2 separate regions of the Homo sapiens genome follow, and region 1 is linked to region 2. Evidence: chromatin loops called from intact Hi-C (ENCODE). Cell type or tissue: CD14-positive monocyte. All regions are shown on one strand. Each heading gives the region's core, and the rest is flanking DNA. Links, peaks and the distances in the headings are about the cores only.

Region 1 (10,844 bases), core at 1,185-9,184, 54 kb after region 2:
CAGGCATGAGCCACTGTGCCCAGTTCCTACCGTAAATACTACTTGAGTACCTCCGATGTGCAGCATAGGACTAGGAATAAAAAATAACTCGTAGCATACCTAGTAATGCTGGGGTGAGCAGTCTAGCCAAATGTGGCCCACGTCTTGTTTTTGTAAATAAAGTTTTATTGGTACAGAGCAACGCCCAATCGTTTACTGTCTGGGTGCTTTCCTGGCAACAGGCAGCAGACACCCTTTCAAAGAAAAGCTTGCTGTCTTCAGTGGGCAGAGACAATAAGGAACTAACACCTGTGATAACAGGTGATAAGCAGTGGAGAAAAACATTTCAGGAAAGGGCGTGGCAGGGTAAGTTGCAATGTGAAAAAGGACAGGGAAGGCTGAGCTGTAAGAGAAGGGAGTGAAGGAGTTAGGGTATAGACAGGCGGGAGTGTGCAGGGTCTTCCCTGTATATCTGGAGGGAGGACCTGATTCAGGGCGAGGGGCAGAGGTGGGCCGGAGCTACTCTGGACTAGCCCATTGGCAGTGACAAAGCCTTCTGGTTCTTTGCTGTTTAAGGAACTTATATCCCTATCATGATCACATGCAGCCCCCCCGCCCCCCCCCGACTCGAACCAGGGAGGACTTCAGGTGCCCACCATACAGTTTCTAGAAGGGTCCCCAGCAACTACTGTTGCAGAGGGAAGATTGCATTGGTGGGCCAGACATGGTGGGTGAGTCACTCGGCCTCCCAAAGCATTGGGATTACAGGCGTGAGCCACCGCACCTGGCCTTAGTTTTAATTTTTAATAAATTTTTTTTGAGACAGGGTCTTGCTCTGTCTCCCAGGCTGCACGAAATCTCAGCTCACTGCAGCCTCAGCCTCCTGTGCTCGAGCAATCCTCCCACCTCAGCTTCCAGGGTAGCTGGGTTACAGGCGTGCACCACCACACCCGGTTAATTTTTTTGTATTTTTTTGTAGAGATAAGAGTCTCTATCAGCCCAGGCTGGTCTTGAACTCCTGGGCTGAAGTGATCTGCTGCCCACCTTGACCTCTGGTAGTGCTGAGATTAAAGGTGTGAGCCACCACGCCAGGCTACAGCTTGCATTTTTTTCATGGAGGTGAAATTCACGTGGCATACAATTAACCATTTGAAATGTGTATACTTTAGTGGTGTTTGGTGTATTCATCCTGTGTAATCACCAGCTATCTATGGTTTCAAAATTGAATATTTATTTATTTGAGAGAGAGTCTCACTCTGTCGCCCAGGCTGGAGTGCAGTGGCGTGATCTCGGCTCACTGCACCTTCCACCTCCTAGGTTCAAGTGATTCTCCTTCCTAAAAACCTCCCGAGTAGCTGGGACTATAGGGACACGACACCATGCCCGGCTAATTTTTGTATTTTAAATAGAGACGGAGTTTCACCATGTTGGTCAGGCTGGTCTAGAACCCCTGACCTCAGGTGATCCGCCCGCCTCTGCCTCCCAAAGTGCTGTGATTACAGGCATGAGCCACCACTCCCAGCTCTGAATTTTTGTTTTAAGCAAGGACAAATGGCATTTGGCTAGAAGCAGACACGGACTCTGACCTTGTAGTAGGTGCTTTTAGCTTCTCTGAGCTCCAGGGTTTGTAACCATAAATAATAACAATAATCATAGACCAGGCTCAATGGCTCAGGTCTGTCATCCCAGCACTTTGGGAGGCCGAGGTGGGAGGATCGCTTGAGCCCAGGAATTCTAGACCCCAGACTTCGCAACATAGTGAGATCCTGACTCTACGAAAAAGAAAAAATAAAAATGAGCTGTACATGGTGGTGCACACCTGCAGTCCCAGCTACTCAGGAGGCAAAGGTGGGGCGATTGCTTGAGCCCGGGAGGTTGAGGCTGCAGTGAGTCATGATCGCACCACCTCAGCTCCCCAGGTAGCTGGGACTATAGGCGCCTGCCACCACGCCCAGCTAATTTTTGTATTTATAGTAGAGACGGGGCGGGGGCGGGGGGTGGTTTTCGCCATGTTGGCCAGGCTGGTCTCGAACTCCTGACCTCAAGTGATCCACGATCCACCCGCCTAGGCCTCCCAAAGTGCTGGTATTATAGGTGTGAGCCATCGTGCCGGCTGTGTGTTTTAGGTTTTTTTGTTTTTGTTTTTGAGACACAGTGTCGCACTGTTGCCCAGGCTGGAGTGCAGTGGCGCGATCTTGGCTCACTGCAGCCTCTGCCTCCTGGGTTCAAGCAATTCCCCTGCCTCAGCCTCCTGAGTAGCTGGGATTACAGTTGTGTGCCACCACGCCCGGCTAATTTTGTATTATTGGTAGAGATGGGGTTTTACCATGTCTGCCAGGCTGAACTCCTGGCCTCAAGTGATCTGCCCGCCTCGTCCTCCCAAAGTGCTGGGATTATAGGTGTGAGCCACTGTGCCCAGGTGTGTGTTTTAGGTTTTGACGGTCATTGGTCTTAGCTTCTAAGGTGTCGGGTGAGATAATAACTGGGGTGAGTAGGCGGCAGCCAGTTACTTGATTTGGGGAGCCAGGTCTTGAGCTCAGCCTAGGGCGAGAGGCAGGGAGACCCCCATACCGCAGGTTGGTATGAGGGATTCCAGTCAAGTCTTTCGAGAGGCCAGTGAGCTCTGGGCCTAACTCAGTGCCCCCTGGCACCCTGAGGCTTGCATCCTTCTTGGTGAAACGGGGGGATGGCAACTGCTCGGTCCTTGGGTGTGGGTGTGAGCAGTGGGTGGGGCAGGGGGGCACTGTGGGGGCTTGGAGTATAGTCTAGAGATGGAAGGAGACCAGGCAGGATGGCCTGGCATGGGCTGTGCTTCTTCGGGGTTTATTTTAGAGCCTCTTTTGTGAGTTGCGGGATGCCTTGATCCTCTCCTCACCCTAATGTGTATCTCTTTGCGTTGGCCCTGGGAACATTGGAAATCACATTTATGGCTGGACAGGGTGGCTCATGCCTGTAATCCCAGCACTTTGGGAGGCCAAGGCAGGAGGATCGCACGAGGCCAGGAGTTTGAGACCAGCCTGGGCAACATAGTAAGACCCCATCTCTACAAAAAAGAGAAAGAAAAAAATTAGTGGGGTGTGATGGTGTGTGCCTGTGGTCCCTGCTACCCAGGAGGCTGAGGCTGGAGGATTGATTGAGCTCAGGAGTTGGAGGCTGTAGTGAGCTATGATTGAGCCACTGCACTACAGCCTGGGTGAACAGAGAGAGACCCTGTCTTTAAAAAAAAGAAAAGAGGCCGGGCACGGTGGCTCATGCCTGTAATCCCAGCACTTTGGGAGGCCAAGGCAGGAGGATTGCTTGAGGCCTGCAGTTTGAGACCAGCCTGGGCAACATCGCAAGACCTCATCTCTGCAAAAAAGAAAAAGAAAAAAATTAGCTGGGTGGCCAGGCACGGTGGCTCACGCCTGTAATCCCAGCACTTTGGGAGGATGAGGCGGGTGGATCACCTGAGGTTGGGAGTTCGAGACCAGCCTGACCAACATTGAGAAACCTCATCTTTACTAAAAATACAAAATTAGCCAGGCGTCGTGGGGTATACCTGTAATCCCAGCTACTTGGGAGGCTGAGGCAGGAGAAACACTTGAACCCGGGTGGCGGAAGGTGCGGTGAGCCGAGATCGCGCCATTGCACTCCACCCTGGGCAACAAGAGCGAAACTCCCATCTCAAAAAAAAAAAAATTTTTTTTTGCTGGGCCTGATGATGTGTGCCTGTGGTCCCAGCTACCCAAGAGGCTGAGGCTGGAGGATTGATTGAGCTCAGGAGTTGGAGGCTGCAGCGAGCTATGATCGAGCCACTGCACTGCAGCCTGGGTGAATTGAACAGAGTGAGACCCTGTCTCTAAAAAAAGAAACAACACTCGTGCAATTGGGTAATCCCAAATAGAAGTATGTCCTGGGTGGCAGGTCACAGGTGGCAGGTTCCAGCCACTGTGATATGGCAGGAAGTAAGGAAGATAGTCCCCGCCCTCAAGGAGGGAACTGTCTCTCGGGGAAGACAGAGGCATGAAATCCACAAGGAGGCTGGCAGATCTGTTTCCGAGGGGTTGTGGGTGGTCACAGGTCACTTGGGGCCTGCTTGGGTCGTGTGGCTGTTGGAGGCTTCTCTGGGGCCCAGGGAGACCCGAGGTGGGAGTGAAGGAGGAGCATTCTAGGAGGCCTGGGAGTTCGTGCCTGACGGGCCAGGCGGGAAAGGGGCAGGCTCCTGACGTGACCAGGGAGAAGTTTGTTTGTTCTGGAGAGTGAGGTGAGGGGGGTGGCACGCTGGCCTCATCGCCATAGCTGAGTGGGGATTGTGTGTCCATTTTACAGAGTGGCAGACTGAGGCACTGAGAACGGCACTGCCTTGCTGGGGATGCTGGGGGTTCCCGGCTGCCCCGCCCAGCCTGGGAGGAGGGGCTTTGGGTGCCATTGAGCCCTGTGGTGGGCAGGAGCCGTTGGCTGGCATCCGGGCCTGGGTGCTGCTGGGCGGGTTTCACAAGCCCGGGCAGGGGCCGGCCTGGGCCATTAGGCTTCCGTGCAGCCTGCGGCAGGAAGAGCTGGCGGCTGATGTAAGCTCTTGCGCAAACCCTGGCTGCTGGCTTCCGGAGCCTTCTACCCACCCGCCTGCCACAGCAAGGCGGAAGCCCGGGGCTCAGCAGGGCTTGGAGGCCCTGCTGCCCCGGCTTGGGCCGCATGGATGAACTGACTGGCCACCGAGGCCCCGGGGCCCGAGGGCTTGGCGCTGGAGTCCGGTGAGGGGGCTGGGCCTGGCTGGACTGGAGTGTTGGGGGCCGGACACGGGGTGGTGGTGATGGCGTGTGGCCCGAGGGCACCCCTTGCTGCTCTGCCCACTCCTGTCTTTGGGGCCCAAGGTGGAGGCCCTGCCCTTCTTTGCCTCAGTTTCCCCACATGTACCCCAAAGAAGATGGGTTGGATATTCTGGGATCCTGTGCCCCTGGGAGGCGGTCAGTGAGCACTTGTATACAGGCCCTTTATTGGGGAGAAGGGAGGCACTGGGGACTCAGAGGCTGGACTGGGATCTGTGAGCTCCCACAGGCTGGACCGGGGCCATCTAGGAGCCCACATCTCCTGCAAAGCCACATAACTTATCCATGCCCCCTGTAAACAGTGCTCACAACACAGGGCCTTAAAGGAGGTAGCTCTAGGGTACACACGGAATCCCTCCGCTGGGGGCTGGCCAGTGGTAGCACCCAGCTGGAGGTGCTTTGCTGCCACCTCCTGAGGGTGTTGCTGGGAGGATTTGAAATCAGCTGCACGGTGCCTGGTGCATTCCAGCTTTTAGCGAATGGGTGCCATGGCTGGTTATTGTTATTATTTATATTTTGAGTCCAGGTCTTGTTCTGTCGCCTGGATTGGAGTGCAGTGTTGTAATTGCAGTCACAGCTCACTGCAGTCTCCCAGCTCCTGGGCTCAACCCATCCTCTCGCCTCAGCCTCCAGAGACTATAGGCGAGAGCCACCTTGCCCGGCCTGTTGTCATTATTTATCATTATATTGTTTTTTTTTGAGACGGAGTCTCACTCTGTTGCCCAGGCGGGAGTGCAGTGGCACGATCTCAGCTCACTGCAACCTCCACCTCCTGGGTTCAAGTGATTCTCCTGCCTCAGCCTCCCGAGTAGCTAAAATTACAGGTGCCTGCCACCACGCCCAGCTAATTTTTTGCATTTTTTTTTTTTTTTTTTTGAGACAGAGTCTCTCTCTGTCGCCCAGGCTGGAGTGCAGTGGAGCGATCTCGGCTCACTGCAACCTCCGCCTCCGGGCTTCAAGTGATTCTCCTGCCTCAGCCTCCCGAGTAGCTAAAATTACAGGTGCCCGCCACCACGCCCAGCTAATTTTTAGCATTTTTTTTTTTTTTTTGAGACGGAGTCTCTCTCTGTCGCCCAGGCTGGAGTGCAGTGGAGCGATCTCAGCTCACTGCAACCTCCGCCTCCCAGCTTCAAGCGATTCTCCTGCCTCAGCCTCCCGTGTAGCTGGGACTACAGGTGCCCGCCACCACATCCAGCTAATTTTTTGTATTTGTCTTTTTAGTAGGGGCGGGGTTTCACCATGTTGGTGAGGCTGGTCTCTAACTCCTGACCTTGTGATTCGCCTGCCTTGGCCTCCCAGAGTGCTGGGATTATAGGCTTGAGCCACCGTGTTCGGCCTCATTATATTGTCATTGTGGTTAAACACATGCTTCCTTCCCTATCATTCCCGAAGGGAGGCATGTTTATCTCCATTTTGTTGATGTGCAAACCGAGACCTGGTAAGGGAAGCCCCGTGCGCCAGGGCCTGCATGCTTCTCTCTGACCTGTGACCCAGAGGCCTGCCAGGGTCTTCCCTTAGAGGGGATGGCGTTTGGGGCTCGTGGGACAGAGCCCCTGGGTGGCAGCTGGGAGGCACCCTGTCCGATGTGGGCCTGGCCACGTGGGGCATGGCGGGGCTGGCTGTGGCTTCCACCCAGGCCCTGCTGATTTCCATCATGTTTCTGAGCAGCAGTCTGCCCCGTGGCCCCTATTGGCAGTGACCCCGGGGTGGGGCCTGCTGTCTGGAGGGGTTGCCCTCCACGGGGCTCCCTTAGCGGCCCCCACGCCTGCCGCTCCATTCATCACGGATTCATTCCCTAAGCCACTGTGGCTCGGTGGTGCCAGCCATGGGCTGGGGGACACCCTGCAGGGCTGCATTCTGAGTCCCTGCTTTCTGGCTGTGTGACCTGGCACTTCCCATCTCTGAGCCTCACCTTCTTTTTCTGTGAAATGGGCACACGGGGCTGGCTAGGGCTGCTGTGGGAGGTGATTCTCTGGCTGGAGGGTGGGTGTCCTCTCTGGGCCTGCAGAGCTCAGCATATGAGCCCCCCGCCTGTAAGTCCCCCACCGCCTTGCCCTGTGGCCTCTGGAAGTCCCAGTGCGCCACCGACTTCAGGATTCCACCTGCAGATGGGGAGAATGGTGCCGGGCCGGATCTGGGCTGGTTGGGCGGCAGGGGTGGAAGGCCCTCCTCCGAGGGTGCGGGGTGCCCAGGGCTGAGGGTCTGCTGTGGGGGGCTTCCTGCCGTATTGTGCTTTCTCAAGCCCTGGGTCTGGTTGGGTTGATCCAGGACCATCTTGCAGCCCAGGGGTGGGGCCGGAGCAGGGGAACCCTCTTTGGTCTCCTGGCCAGCATCAGCTCCACACAGCTGGGGAGAGGCGGCGGTCTCGGGGCGGTGGGTCGGGGCGGTGGGCTGGGGCGGCGGCGCCTCCCTGGTTGTCTGCCTGACGGTCCTCCCAACTTCTCTCTGCAGGCGAGGCCTTCTTGGGCAGCTTTGTGGCCAGCGGGATGGGGCCCTCGGCCTCGTCCCATGGGAGCCCAGTGCCACTGCCCTCTGACCTGTCTTTCCGCTCCCCAACCCCTAGCAACCTGCCCATGGTGCAGCTGTGGGCCGCCCACGCCCATGAAGGTAAGGAACATGCCGGGGTCGGGGCTGAGGGCTGCTGGGCTGACGTCCCAGCCACTCTGGCCACTTCATGTGCCCCTCTGTTGTCATCGCTGAGCTGGGGCTGGTGGGTCCCAGGTCACCTGGCTTCCCTGTTGTTTCTCAAACGCTCAGGGCTTCTTCTTGTCACTGTCACAGGGCATTTGTATGAGCTGTTTCCTCTCCTTTCAGCCTGACACCCCATGCCACAGACCACCTTCCAGTCCTCCTCCGGCTCAGCTCAGAGACCCCCTCTTCCGCACCCACTTCCATCACTTGCTTGTGACGACAGATTATCTCATCATTCATGAACTACCCGCTTTCCCACCGGAGTGAGCCCTGAGTTCAGGGCCTAGTGTGATCTACTCAGCACTGTATCCCTGGTACACAGTAGGCTCATTAATAATTACAGGAGCAGGCCGGGCATGGTGGCTCACAGCTGTAATCCCAACAGTTTGGGAGGTGGAGGTGGGAAGATCACCTGAGGGCAGGAGTTCGAGACCAGCCTGGGCAACATAGCAAGACCCCATCTCCACAAAAAAAATTTCCCAGAGCGGGGGGACCTGGGGCTGTTGGGGCCTTTTCTTCTGCATTTCTGCAGCCATGCCCCTCAATGTAGGGGCTCTGCAGGCCTGGCTTCCCCGGGGTCGTGAGCAGATTCTGGATTTCTCTAGAGCCTCACTTTGATTTTCTGCCTGCAAAGGAATGGGCCTGCAGACCTCCAAGCTCCTCTGTCTTCTCTGGCTTTGACAGGTTCTGGATGTTGGGCGCTAGGTACTTCCTTCTCCCTCCTCCCTCCTTCCTCCTTCCTCCTCCCAGGTGTCCTGTAGGTGCTCGTGGTTCCTGGAAGGTTGCAGCCCTGGAGCTCCTGCTGCAGGCTTAGGGCTCTTCCGGCCCTCCCCAGCCACTCTCCCTCCACTTCCTCCTGCGGGGCCAGGTCTGACCGTCATCCCGAATCCTGCGGCTGCTGTGTTCAGCCCAGGAGGAGACAGGTTCAGCCAGAGGCGTCTCTAGTCACAGGACCCCATCCAGTCCTTACAGTACTTTGCCCATTGTACAGATGAGGTCAGCGAGTCTGCTCTTCCTGGACACTCTGGGGAAGGCATCTGAATCCAGGCACGAGGGTGCCCAGCCTGCACAGAGTGGGCCTTCTAGGCTGGGGTCGCACCTGAGCCTCCCACTTTAACCAGCCAAGGCAGATGCCAGAGGGTCTGGATGAGGAGAGCCTGCCTCTCGGGACTGTCTGCCACCAGCTCACTACCTCTCTGTCCCTGAGACTTTTCTCTTTGGCCAACAAATCCTAGTGATGACCACAAACACACAGGGTGCTTACCACAGCCCAGTGCACACTCAGCTCACTTCAGCCTCAGAGCCAGCCCTGCCCGGGGGAGGGACTGTTAGGCCCTTTTTTTTGAGACAGGGTCTTGCTCTGTCGCCCAGACTGGAGTGCAGTGGTGCAATCTCAGCTCACTGCAACCTCCGCCTCCCAGGCTCAAGCCATTCTCCCACCTCAGCCTCCTGAGTAGCTGCGACTACAGGTGCACACCATCACGCCCGGTTAACTACTGTATTCGTTTTTGGTGGAGTTGGGGTTTCACCATGTGTCCCAGGCTGGTCTTGAACTGCTAGGCTCAAGCGATCGTCCCACCTTGACCTCCCAAAGTGCTGGGATTACAGGCATGAGCCACTGTGCCCGGCCTATTAAGCCCATTAGGTCCATTTTACAGACGGGAGAGCAGAGACCTGATGCCTGTGTGGGAGAGCTGTTTTTTTATTGTTGGTTGTATTTTACTTATTTATTTATTTTTTGAAATGGAGTCTTGCTCTGTCGCCCAGGCTAGAGTATATAGTGGCACAATCTTGGCTCACTGCAACCTCTACCTCCCGGGTTCAAGCAATTCTCCTGCCTCAGCCTCCTGAGTAGCTGGGATTACAGGCGTGCGCCACCACGCCTGGCTAATTTTTGTATTTTTAGTACAGACAGGGCTTTACCATGTTGGTCAGGCTGATCTCGGTTCACTGCAACCTCTGCCTCCTGAGTTCAAGAGATCCTCCTGCCACAGCCTCCTGAGGAGCTGGGACTACAGGCGCCTGCTACCACACCCGTCTAATTTTTTGTATTTTTAGTAGAGATGGGGTTTCCCCATGTTGATCAGGCTGGTCTCGAACTCCTGACCTCGTGATCCACCCAACTCGGCCTCCCAAAATGCTGGGATTACAGGCATGAGCCACTGCTCCGGCTGGGAGTGCTGTTTGAATGATTGGATGAGAGAACAGGTATCGGGTAGCCCTTTTGTTTGTGGGTGTTGTCAATGGCATGATTATTGACAAGGCGGTGCTGGAGAGAAGACATCGGCCCAGTGGACCAGGGACAGGTCCTGCATCCCTGGCCTTAGCAGGGGCAGCTGGGTATGGGGTACCTGAGTCCCTGAGAGATCTCTAATTGGCCTGGGATCCCATAGGACTCTGGGCTTAGGCAGAGAATCAGGACCCTTACCCAGCACCCTAGCACCTGCCTGCCTCTTAGGGCTGTCATTCTGTGTGCCCTTTAAAAAAAAAAAACTATTTAAATTTTTTTTTTTTTTTTTTAAATAGAGATGGGGTCACACTATGTTTCCCAGGCTGGTCTCAAACTCCTGGGCTCAAGCAATCCTCCCCCATCGGCCTCCCAGAGTGCTGGGATTAAAGGTGTGAGCCACCATGCCTGGCCTCTGTGTGCTCTCTTAGGTGACTTCTCCTCTCTCCATGGCTACCCCTTCTTTCTTTGTCCTGCAAGGTCCCAATTCTGTTTATTTTTATTTTTAAAAAATTCTGAGCCGGATGTGGTGGCTCACACCTGTAATCCCAGCACTTTGGGAGGCTGAGGTGGGTGGATCACTTGAAGCCGGGAGTTCGAGACCAGCCTGATCAGCATGGTGAAACCCCATCTCTACTAAAAATACAAAATTAGCCGGGTGTGGTAGCAGGCGCCTGTAATCCCAGCTCCTCAGGAGGCTGTGGCAGGAGGATCTCTTGAACTAAGGAGGTGGAGGTTGCAGTGAACCGAGATCCTGCCACTGCACTCCAGCCTGGGCCACAGAGTAAGACTCTGTCTCAAAAAAAAAAAAATCTGAATAGTTGAAGTCAGCACGTCCTGATGCTGGTGCTGGGCATTGCTGGTGAGGGGGTGGCCTTTGGGGAGGCGGGGAGGATCCTTGGTGGGAGGAATTCCTTCCTGGCAGCTCCTGCCTGGGAGACCCAGCAGCTGAAGATGCTGGGTCCGCTGAGGTTCAGAGAAGGCAGGTGACCAGCTTGGGGTCACACAGCAGAGAAAGGGCCTGTGTTAGGCTGAGGTTAAGAGTCCTGGCTGCAGGGTTCGATGGTCTCGATCCAAAGCCAGGCAGCTCTGCTGTATCGTCTTGGGCAAGTGGCCTGCTCTGAGTTTTCTCGTCTTTAAAG
Region 2 (10,844 bases), core at 1,284-9,283:
GAGGACAGCAGTGGGGACTGGTCTGCTTTTAGGTCCCATGATGACGTTAGGTGGGAGCAGGAGTTGCCAGTTTCGGTGGGGTGACCGGGCCAGTGCAGAACGGAGGTTGGGTCGTTCAGGAAGCAGATGCTGAGAAGGACTGCGGAGGGCAAACGGGTTCTTGGGGTTTGAAGGAGGAGTGACACTGGGGAAGGAGCACAGAGGGAACGAAATGCGGCAGGGAGCTGTTAGACTGCGATGCTGGAGCCAGCACGGCCCATGAGAGAGTCCCGCATGGGGCAGAGATGGCCAGGTCTCGCCCGCTCATTGGCTGGGGTCATATGGAGAAGAGTGTGATCTTGCTGAAGGACCAAACTCTCTCCTGGCGCCATGGAAGTGGTGTGTGTGTGTGTGTGTGTGTGTTTGTGTGTGTGTAGTGGGGGTGGGGGGGAGGCACCATCTAGGGACATCCAAAAAGTTCTGTTTCCCACTTCCCCGAATTCACAGCCTGGGTTTGAGCCCCCCTGCGGGGAAGTGGATGGTCAGCAATCCCGGAGGATCTTCTCAGGACCGACTTGGCGCCATGGGAATGCAAACCCATAATAGGAGCCCATTCCCACCGAGGGGATGGCACTGTCCTGTGGGGAATCAGGGAGGACAGGAGGGGCTGGGCTTGTGGAATTGCTTCTGACGCCAGTGAAGCCAGTGGCGAGCAAGGAGACTAAGGTAGTGCTCCCACGAGAGTGCTCCTTGATGCTACTCCCCAGATAGGCTCCCCAAGAGTACTCCCTAGAGTACTTCCCTGAGGGTGCTCCCCAAGTATGTGGCCTGAGAATGTTCAAGTATGTGCCCTGAGTGCTCCTTGAGAGTGCTACCCAAGCATATGCCCGAGAATACTCCCTGCAGGTGCTCCCGATACTGCTCCCCAGATATGTTCCCCCCCAAGAGTGCTCCCCAGATATGCTCCCAAAGAGTACTCCTTGGAGTGCTCCTCTGAGAGTGCTCTCAAGATAATCCCCAAGAGTCCTCCCCAGTAGTGCCAGGGTTGCTCCCTGAGCAAGAGGATAGGAAGCCAGCCTCGAGTTTGCTGATGAGGCTAACCTCACAGCAAACTCCTAAAGTGACGGCGTGGAAGGTGGCACTCGGAGTGCCAGTGTGACTGGGATCACTCTTAGAGCACCACCCTCCAGGCTCTGGTTTCCCCAACTGTAGGGGTGAGGGCGGCATTGGTAAGCAAACTCTACCCTTTAGGATTCGAGAGATAGAAAATCCCAAACAACAGCGGCTTAGCCAAGCAGCGCGTCCTCTCTCACTGGCAGCTCGGGTGGCCATCTGCGCTGATGGGCAGTGGGGGAGGCGTCTTATGCCCTGGGGACGCCTTCTCCTCCGTGAGTCCCCACTCTGCAACCTGGGTGCTGATGGGGCCCTGCAGGCTGGAGGGTGTCCCTGTCCTCGGCTCCCAGGCTCTGTTGCTCCCTCGCTGTGTGCCCTGGGGCAGCTTCCTGAACCTCTCTGAGCCTCACTCAGGGCCCCATCTGTAAAATGAGGTTCTTTCTTTTCACTCATTGAGGAACTCATTTCTTTCCTCCTGCTTCTCAGAAATCAGTCTGGATGGGTAACAAGACATCAAACTGATACTAATCCAGTGGCCTCTGGAGTGGATGCACAAGATCATTTACTCACGTGAGAAAAAAAAAATAACACTTTCTTTTTAAGTTATTCTTTTCTATAAAATAAGAATAAAACAGCCGAGGCAGGAGGATCACTTGTGGCCAGGAAGAGTTCAAGACCAGCCAGGGCAACATAGTGAGACCCCATCTCTACAATAATCAGAAATCTTAAAAAATTAGCCGGATGTGGCTCGGCACCGTGGCTCACACCAGTAATCCCAGCACTTTGGGAGGCGGAGGCAGGTGGATCATGAGGTCAGGAGTTCGAGACCAGCCTGGCCAACACGGTGAAACCCCATCTTTAATAGTAATACAAAAATTAGCCAGGTTTGGTGGCAGGCACCTGTAATCCCAGCTACTCAGGAGGCTGAGGCAGGAGAATCGCTTGAACCTGGAAGGCAGAGGTTGCAGTGAGCTGAGATTGTGCCACTGCACTCCAGCCTGGGCAAAAGAGCAAAACTCCGTCTCAAAAAAAATAAATAAATAAATAAATTAGCCGGGTGTAGTGGTGCATGCCTGCAGTCCCAGCTACTTGGGAGGCTGAGGCAGAAGGATCGCTTGAGCCCAGGAAGTGGAGGCTGCAGTGAATCATGATTGTGCCACTGTTCTCCAGCCTGGGTGACAAAGCAAGACTCTCAAACCAAACAAACAAAAACTTTGCAGGCCAGTAGCAGTGGCTCATGCCTGTAATCCCAGCACTTTGGAGGCTGAGGCAGGAGGATCACTTGAGCTCGAGTTCAAGACTAGCCTGGGCAACACAGTGAGACCCTCTCTCTAAAAAACAACCAACCAACCAACCAAACTTTGCTAACATTGAATGTACAGATTTGCCTGACTTGTGCTGGTAGGGATCTGGAGCAATCACATTTATCTGAGGCCCCGGCTGTATGGCTCTGTGCAAGCTGCCCCTTTCCTGAGGCCTCAGTTTCCCCCTCCTCCTTTGGGAGGAGACACAGAACAGTCCATGAGATGCTTGGAACAGTGCCTAGAAGGGAGCCGCCGAAAGTCGTAGCTGTCCCTGTCCCATGGGAGAGGTGGATCCTCCCAGGGGAGGAGGGCCGGCCCGAGGTGCTCTGCTCACCCTTTGACTTCGTGTTTGGGACACTCGGAGGCTGGCGTGCGGCCGAATAAGTGGATCTATAGATTAACAAAACTAATCCTAATGAGATGGGTGTATGGCTTAAGAAGATTCTTGCTAAAAAAAAAAAAAACAAAACCTTCCCCCCACGCAAACCCACAAAATCCATCTCAGATTAGAGAGGAATGGTGCAAGCCTCTTGCTCCTTGGAACCCGAGGAGACAGTGGGGGTGACAGTGACGTCATCACATGCTGGCCTGTTGCTATTGGCTGGATGGCCAAGAAGTACCACCCAGTGACCCCCAGCAGGAAGAGGCCCAAATCCATGACATCATCCAGAAGATCCTTTCAAAAAGGGATTTGTCCCCAGTGCCCTTCACAGTCACTGCTGGGAGGAAGAGAGGGGTTTAGAGATGTTTCTTGGCTGGGCACGGTGGTTCACACCTGTAATCCCAGCACTTAGGGAGCCCAAGGCTGGAGGATCACTGGAGCCCAGGAGTTGAAGACCAGCCTGGGCAACACAGCAAGACTCTGTCTCTATATAAAAGAAAATTTTAAAAATAAAGAGAGAGAGAGATGGAGAGACAGAGACAGACAAATAGGCAGAGACAGAGAGAGAGGCAGATGGAGACAGAGATAGCAAGGCAGAGACAGAGATCGAGACAGACTGAGACAGAGATAGAGAGACAAACAAGACAGAGACAGATGGAACTGACAGATTAACCGGAGCGGGGAGAGGAGGCGGGAGGGCCGGGAAGCTGAGCCTGGCGGGCAGGACCTGGAGGCTGACCAGGCCTGGGGCCTCCCCGGGCTGATGCGTGGCCACTATTTCCAAGGCGTGGCCAGACTGGCCCAAGCTCCCCTGATGTTCCGGCCTCTCTGGGCAGAGCGGGGCGGGGCAGGGCACTCAGTGTGCCCTCTGTGTGGGGACAGGGTGGGTCTGCACCTTGGAGGGGAGGAGAGGGGGGCAGGTTCCAGCCCTCTTTCCCCCATGGGGTCAGCTGAGGTTTGGGGATTTCAGGGACATTCCAGGTGCGGGTGCAGCAGCTGCCACCAGACTGCGGGGTGTGGGGCCAGGGACAGGCATAGACCAGGCCCCCAGGAGCGGCTGGGCTCTGAGCCGTCCCTAGGGTGTGGTGGGCATCAGGGGCAGGGCTGGCCACCCCCTCGGCCCCTGCAGTGTGGCCAGGCATTGCCAAGCCATGGGGTCAAGTGTGCCCACCCGCTCCAGTGCAGATGGGGAGACTGAGGCCCCGAGAGGTGGTGGCCAGCCCAGGACCACAGGCCACCCTGGGGCAGGCAGGAGGACCAAGGCTCTGTCTCTTGAGCTCGGCCTCTCCACACAGCCTCCCTCCAGGTGGTTCAACGTCCATGACCAGCCCCCGTCACTCGAGGAGCCACTTGGGGGTCTCCAGGGAGGTCCCTTAAGCCCTCTCCTGTGCACTGCGTCCCTGGCTGTGCCACGCTGGGTACGTGGGCTCAGGTTGTGCCCCAGGACTGCCTCTGGGCAAAGTGGTGGCCCAGCTGCTCCCTGCAGACCCTGGGAGGAGGGGAGAGTGGGGATGGGGAGGACCCTCCTGGGGTGGGACTGGGGCCTGGAGTGGGAGGGTCAAGAGGATCAGGGCAGCAGACACCTCCTAGGTCGGCCCTGGGCTCAGCCCTGGACACGTGGGGATCCTGAAATCATGGCAGCACCACGGAGGAGGCCTGGCTGGGATGGGACAGTCCCCAGGCCATGACAGTGTGAGGAACACAGAGCAGGGTTTGGGGAGGTCACAGCCGGCGGAATGTTCTGGAAGGCTTGGCTGAATCACTGTTAGCAAGACTGAGGAAGCTGGAAAAAGCATTCTGGGGAGGGAGCCGCAGGTGCAGAGCCCCCGGGTGGGAACCGCAGGGCCGTTTATGGGGCTGGCAGTGCAGCTTGGTGGGACCTGCGCCTCTCCCTGAGGCACAGCGCGGGCAGGACAGGTGTCTGTGTGTCTGCGAAAGCCTGCTGAGTCTGTGGGGGCCACAGAGAAGCTGGGGATGGGGCTGAGCTGTGACAGCGCCAAGGTGACAGGTGACTGTCCGGGTGACGGGAGATAGGCTCCGTTCAGGGCATGGTGAAGGACTTGGGGTGAAGTGGACACAGGCCAGGGGGACTGAGCAGAGGGACCCAGAGGAGCTGGAGGGGGGTGGCGGGAGGTGGGGCCCCTCTGAGCTGAGGCCTGGGGCCCCACACAGTGGGGGTGGAGTCGTTGTGTCTGAGATGGGAACCTTGAAGGCCTGCGGGGAGGTGATGTCTCAGCTGGAGTCACTGACTGGGGGCTGGGTGAGAACTCCAAGCTCTCGGAGCCGTTGGACAGGAGAAGGGGAGAGAGTAGGAGGGGACCTAAGCCGGGCACAGGAGTTTCCTGGGGCTGAGAGTTTCCCATGAGGAAAGAAGATGGTGGGTCAGGCGGGTGTGCTCCGCCCCCAGTGCCTCCACACCCCCCACCCTCCAGCCTGGGTGAACCCACCCATCCCAGCCTTGCTGGGGGCTGAGAGGCCCAGCCTGGGTTGCTATGGTGATGGGATGCGTGGCCAGCAGGTGTCACCAGAGCCTGCAGAATCTGGAAGGAGCAGGCGCGGACTGGTGGGGGGCGCCTGTGGGACCCTCTCCTGGGGCCCCCTCCAGCCAGACCAGGCCCAGAGAGGTGCCCTCAGAGCCACCTAGGCCAGGAGCCGGAGACACAGCCCCGCCATTGGGGACACAGCCCAGGACAGCAAGGAGCTCTGGTTGGGATCACGGGAGGGGGATGTTGGCTCAGGGGGAACCCTGTGAGGAGTTTCCAGTCGGCAGGCCTGTGAGAAGCCGGTTCTACCACCGTGGGATCCTGGGCCTCATTTTCCCCGTCTGTAAAATTGTGCCCAGGCCTTGCCCAGAGCAGGGAACCAGTAAGACTTAGAAGTGGCCAGGTGCAGTGGCTCATGCCTATAAACCCAACCTTTTATTTTGTTTTATTTTTTTGAGACGGAGGCTCGCTCTGTCGCCCAGGCTAGAGTACAGTGGCACGATCTTGGCTCACTGCAACCTCCGCCTCCCAGGTTCAAGCAATTCTCCTACCTCAGCCTCCCGAGTAGCTGGGATTACAGGCGCACACCACCATGCCTGGCTATTTTTTGTATTTTTAGTAGAGACAGGGTTTCACCATGTTGGCCAGGCTGGCCCCAAACTCCTGACCTCAAGTGATCTGCCTGCCTTGGCCTCCCAAAGTGCTGGGATTACAGGCGTGAGCCACCGTGCCTCGCCTAAACCCAGCTTTTTGGGAGGCCAAGGTGGGAAGACTGCTTGAGGCCAGGAGTTCAGGACTAGCCTGTGCAACATAGCCAGACTCTATCTCTAGAAAAAATTTAAAAATTAGCTGGGGATGGTGGTGCACATCTGCAGTCCCAGATACCTGGGAGGCTGAGGCAGAAGGTTGCTTCAGGCCAGGAGTTCAAGACCAGCCTGGGCAACATAGCCAGACTCTGTCTCTAGAAAAAATTTAAAAATTAGCCAGGTGTGGTGACGCACGCTTTCGATCCCAGCTACTTGCGAGGCTGAGGCAGGAGGATTGCCTGAATCTAGGAGTTTGAGGCTGCAGTGAGCTGTGATCGCGCCACTGCACTCCAGCCTGGGTGACAGAGCAAGACCCTCTCTCTAAAAAAAAAAAAAAAAAAAAAAGGAACTTCAAAGTATCTCTGGATCAGAAGCCACTTTGACCCAGGAAGCAAGGCACACGCACATGCACACGCCTTTGCACACACGTGTCCGCGGCGTATACAGAGGCACAAGTCTGAATTTCACTGCATTTCACTTCTTGGTTTGAATCTCCTGACAGGGCCTCTGAGGTCAGAGCCCCAGGCCTAGAACACGAATTCCACTGTCTAGAACCATCTACTGAGGCCCCAGGGAGGAAGCTTGGGCCAGGCAGGTCCTGGCTTTTAAAAAATTTGTATATATATACATATATACACACGTATATATATACACGTATATATATACACGTATATATATACACACGTATATATATACACGTATATATATACACACGTATATATATACACGTATATATATACACACGTATATATATACACGTATATATATACACACGTATATATATACACGTATATATATACACACGTATATATATACACGTATATATATACACACGTATATATATACACGTATATATATACACACGTATATATATATACGTGTGTATATATATGTACTTTTTTTTTTTTTTTGGCAGAGACAGAGGTCTCACCATGTTGGTCTTGAACTCCTGGCTTCAAGCGATCCTCCTGCCTCTGTCTCTCTAAGTGCTGGGATCACAGGTGTGAGCCACCGTGCCCAGTCCTGGCTTTACTGCTCCTGCTACGCACCCCTCTCTGAGCCTCAGAGGGGTCCCTGGCCTTGACATCTCCCCCCGGCTGGGCCATAGGACAAGGCCTGGTGACTGATGAATGAGGAAACTAGGTGGGGCCTCTGGAGAATGATGGAGGGCACGGTGGCTGGCGAGCAATTCCACCCTGGAATTAGGTGAATCTGCGGGCTCCCTCTAGCCCAGTCTCCCTCCCCTCCCCAGCCTTCCCCTCCTCTCCTCCCAGGAATGCTGCCAATGCTAGGGATATGCCGAGGCCTGCTCTTCTCCTAAATGAAGTCTCCGCTGCCGGCATTAGCTTACTTTCTGCAGAAAGCAAATTAAAGGGGCTGCTGAGGAAGGTATTTGGATCCTTGGGGCCGCTCCCAGAGTCCTTGCACCTGTCCAGGGGTGGATCTGGCCTGGGGGGCCACCATGGTTCCAGGGCCCCAGTCCCAGGCCCCTTCCTGGAATTCCCCTTCCCAACCCCTGCTCCTGCACGTCCAGCTTTCTTTTCAAAGTCTCGCCGGCCAAAGTGGGGAGGGGGGACTTGCCTGCTTCGTGCCTGGGGCCCTAGCATCAAAATGGCCAGTCGCCTGTCCCTCTGCGGGCTGTTTTGGCCTCTCAAGGTTACAGACCGTGTCTTTAAGTCTCACTGTATATTTTTTCTGATTATAAAAGCAATCAATTTTACCATAGAAATGTCAGGAAATAAGGCTGGGGGTGGTGGCTCATGCCTGTAATCCCCAAGATTTGGGAGGCTGAGGAGGATCACTGGAGGCCAGGAGTTCAAGATCAGCCTGGGCAACAGAGTGAGACCCCATCTGTACAAAAAATACAAAAATTGGCCAAGCATGGTGATGCATGCCTGTCGTCCCAGCTACTTTGGAGGCTGAGGCAGGATCACTTGAGCCCAGTAGTTGGAGGCTGTGGTGAGCTATGATGGCGCCCTGCACTCCAGCCTGAACAAGAGTGAGACCCTGTCTACAAAAGAAAAAAGGCAGTGCCTGCGTCTACCCCCTGCCTCTCTTCGGTCCATTTTTCTCCCTTTGTCTTAGGAGTCTGAGGCTCTGGCCCACCCCTCCCCACCTTCAGTGTGTTTCCTTCCACGGGGTGAGGTACAAAGAGGGAGGGCTGGGGTCAGGGCTGGGCACAGGGCGGGATGAGGTGGGTGAGGGTACCCGTGAGCTTCTCGCCAGGTCTCCTGCCCCACCCACAACTCCCCCAGCCGCTGAGGAGCCCCCAGCAGAGCTGGGGTTGAAGAGGCAGCTTGTCCCCCGACCTTCAGGAATGGCAGCCTGCAGCAACTGGAACAAGGCCCCACCGTAAAGCTCTGTGTGTCCCAGGTAAGGCTGAGAGAGAGAAAAAAGACCCCGACAGCTTTTGTCTGTTTCCTGGCAGGGATGGGGTTCTAAGCTCTCTTTGTCTAGCTGGGGAAGTGGCTTGTAGACCAGGTCAAGGGACAGAAAGCACGAATTCATCCATCCATTAGCCTATCTGTCTGTCTGTTTATCTATCTATCTATCTATCTATCTATCTATCCATCCATCCATTCACCCATCCACCCACTCTTCCGTTCACCTACCCACCCACCCACCCACCTGTCCATCCATCTACCCACCCATCCACCTATCCATTCACTCATCTATCCACTTCTCCATCCATCCATCCATCCATCCATCCACACACTCATCCATCCATCCATCCATCCACTCACCCATCTACTCATTCACCCACCGATCCACCTACCCACCCACCCACCCATCCACCCATCTACTCATCCATCCAAACACCCAATGTGGTAGCGTGTGCCTGTGGTCCCAGCTACTCAGGAGGCTGAGGTGGGAGAATCGCTTGAGCCCGGGAGTTTGAGGCTGCAGTGAGCTATGATTGTGCCACTGGACTCCAGCCTCAGTGACAGAGCAAGAGCCTGTCCCTTAAAAACTAAAAGAAAGTGGCAGTTTTGGAGAGCAAATGCAGCCAGGCCAGTGGCTGGAGAGGCCCCAAGTGGTACTAGAGCAGGTGGCTGTGGGATTGGGTGTTCTGTGTGGGCCTCCCTTGGCCATTCCTGGTCAGCAGTGGTTCGTGAGTTCTGGGCCACCAACCCTCCCTGTATCCTCTTTAGCAAAGTGGAGGGGCCTACAGGGTCACCAGCCCCCTGGGATATGCTGAGGGGGCAACTCTGGGCCAGGAACCCCTCACTGGGTGGGCACGCAGGGCAGGTGCCCTGGAGACCTGTCCCCCAGAATAGCCCCCTGGTATGCCCCTTCCTGGCCAGGCCCCGTTGGGTAAAGGGGGGCATGGTGGAGAAGGTGGGAGGGAATCAGGAAGGACCCCACCTCGGAGCACCAAGTCCTGTCCACCCGGCCCCACCACACTTTGATCTCAGAGCCCCCAGGGGTGGGAAGGAACCCATTTTCAGAATCCATTTCCTCCCTGTCAGTTACAGGGAAATCAGAAGAGAGAGACAATGCCAGAAAAAAACAAACAAAACAAAACAGAAAACCCTCCACAAACCATTAAAACATCCCCTCTCCCCGGCACTCCACCCTGGCCTCAGCATTGTTTTCCAGAGATTTCTTGGGTGAGAAGAATGAAATTCAGTTCAAAGAAATGTTTATGGAAAACAGTGTCCAGTGTCCAGTGCTGGCGGGGCAGTGGGGTCCTCTCCTGGGAGGAGCCTCGGCCTGTCGGGGGGACGGCTCTGAGAGTCCCCTCCTGTGTCCCCCATGGGGTGGGGCGCTGCAGGGAGCACTGCAGGTCGAGGGAGCAACGCTCAAGGTCAGTGCCCAGCAAGCTGAGGTAGGAGGCTCCGGGTATCCAAGAGCAGCCAGACCTCCTAGGGAGATGGGCGGGTGGCCACAGCCTAGGTTGCTTCTAATGACAGGAGTTTGCTCTTGCACAGTGCTGGAGGCCAGCAGTCCGAACTCAAGGTGTGGGCAGGGCTGGCTGCTTCTGGAGGCCGTCGGGGAGGCTCCGTTCCAGCCCTCCCTGCAGCTTCCCGAGGCTCCAGAAATCCTCGGTGTTCCCAGGCCTGTAGCTGCATCGCTCCCATCTGTCTCCGTCGTCACATGGCCTTCTCTGTGCCTGTGTCCCCTCCTTTTCTTTTCTTTTTTCTTTGTTTTTTTTTTGAGATGGAGTTTCTCTCTGTCACCTAGGCTGGAGTGCAATGGAATGATCTCAGCTCACTGCAACCTCCACCTCCCAGGTTCAAGTGATTCTCCTGCCTCAGCCTCCCGAGTAGCTGGGACTACAGGCACCCGCCACCACGCCTGGCTAATTTTTTGTGTTTTTAGTAGAGACGGGGTTTCACCATGTTAGCCAGGATGGTCTCGATCTCCTGACCTCATGATCCGCCCGCCTTGGCCTCCCAAAGCGGTGGGATTACAGGTGTGAACCAGCCCGCCCGGCGCCCCTCCTTTTCTTGGAAGGACACCGGTCACTGGATTTAGGGCCCATCCTAAGCCCAGGATGATCTCCTCTTGAGATACTTAACCAATGACACCTGCAAAGATCCTGTTTCCAAATAAGGTCACATTCTGAGGTCACAGGTGGACAGGAAGTTTTGGGGGAACATCATCCAACCCCCTGCAATGGGAAAATTGACATGCAACTATTTGTTGTTGTTGTTGTTGTTTTTGTTTTGAGAAGGAGTCTCCCTCTGTTGCTCTGTCGCCCAGGCTGGAGTGCAATGGCACAATCTCGGCTCACTGAAGCCTCCATCTCCCGGGTTCAAGAGATTCTCCTGCC

What was found. Peaks named below come from ENCODE experiments on the same cell type or tissue, not always from the same donor. Only the 100,000 strongest peaks of a DNase experiment are listed, where the experiment ranks them.
Region 1: it touches region 2 in a loop (4-fold over the local background); 13 of 110 quality-filtered maps call a loop at or near these places.

What each region holds. Positions count from the first base shown.
Region 1 is chr7:5,390,987-5,401,830 of GRCh38, reverse strand. TNRC18 (trinucleotide repeat containing 18) reads left to right here. Exons shown (of 30, transcript NM_001080495.3): 3 at 7,236-7,391. Among named protein-coding and RNA genes, the nearest start is that of TNRC18-AS1, 23 kb to the left of the region's middle. RefSeq lists enhancers at 1-407, 3,830-4,199. In CD14-positive monocyte, for the core only: CTCF peaks have their summits at 4,963 and 5,166 (motif pointing left); DNase peaks (open chromatin) are centred at 4,490 and 5,170; H3K4me3 peaks cover 1,973 bases; H3K27ac peaks cover 6,430 bases.
Region 2 is chr7:5,445,322-5,456,165 of GRCh38, reverse strand. It overlaps a transcript of FBXL18 not described here. Among named protein-coding and RNA genes, the nearest start is that of LINC02983, 22 kb to the right of the region's middle. RefSeq lists enhancers at 1-461, 3,830-4,535, 9,623-10,455. In CD14-positive monocyte, for the core only: CTCF peaks have their summits at 5,093 and 5,292 (motif pointing right); DNase peaks (open chromatin) are centred at 2,995 and 5,275.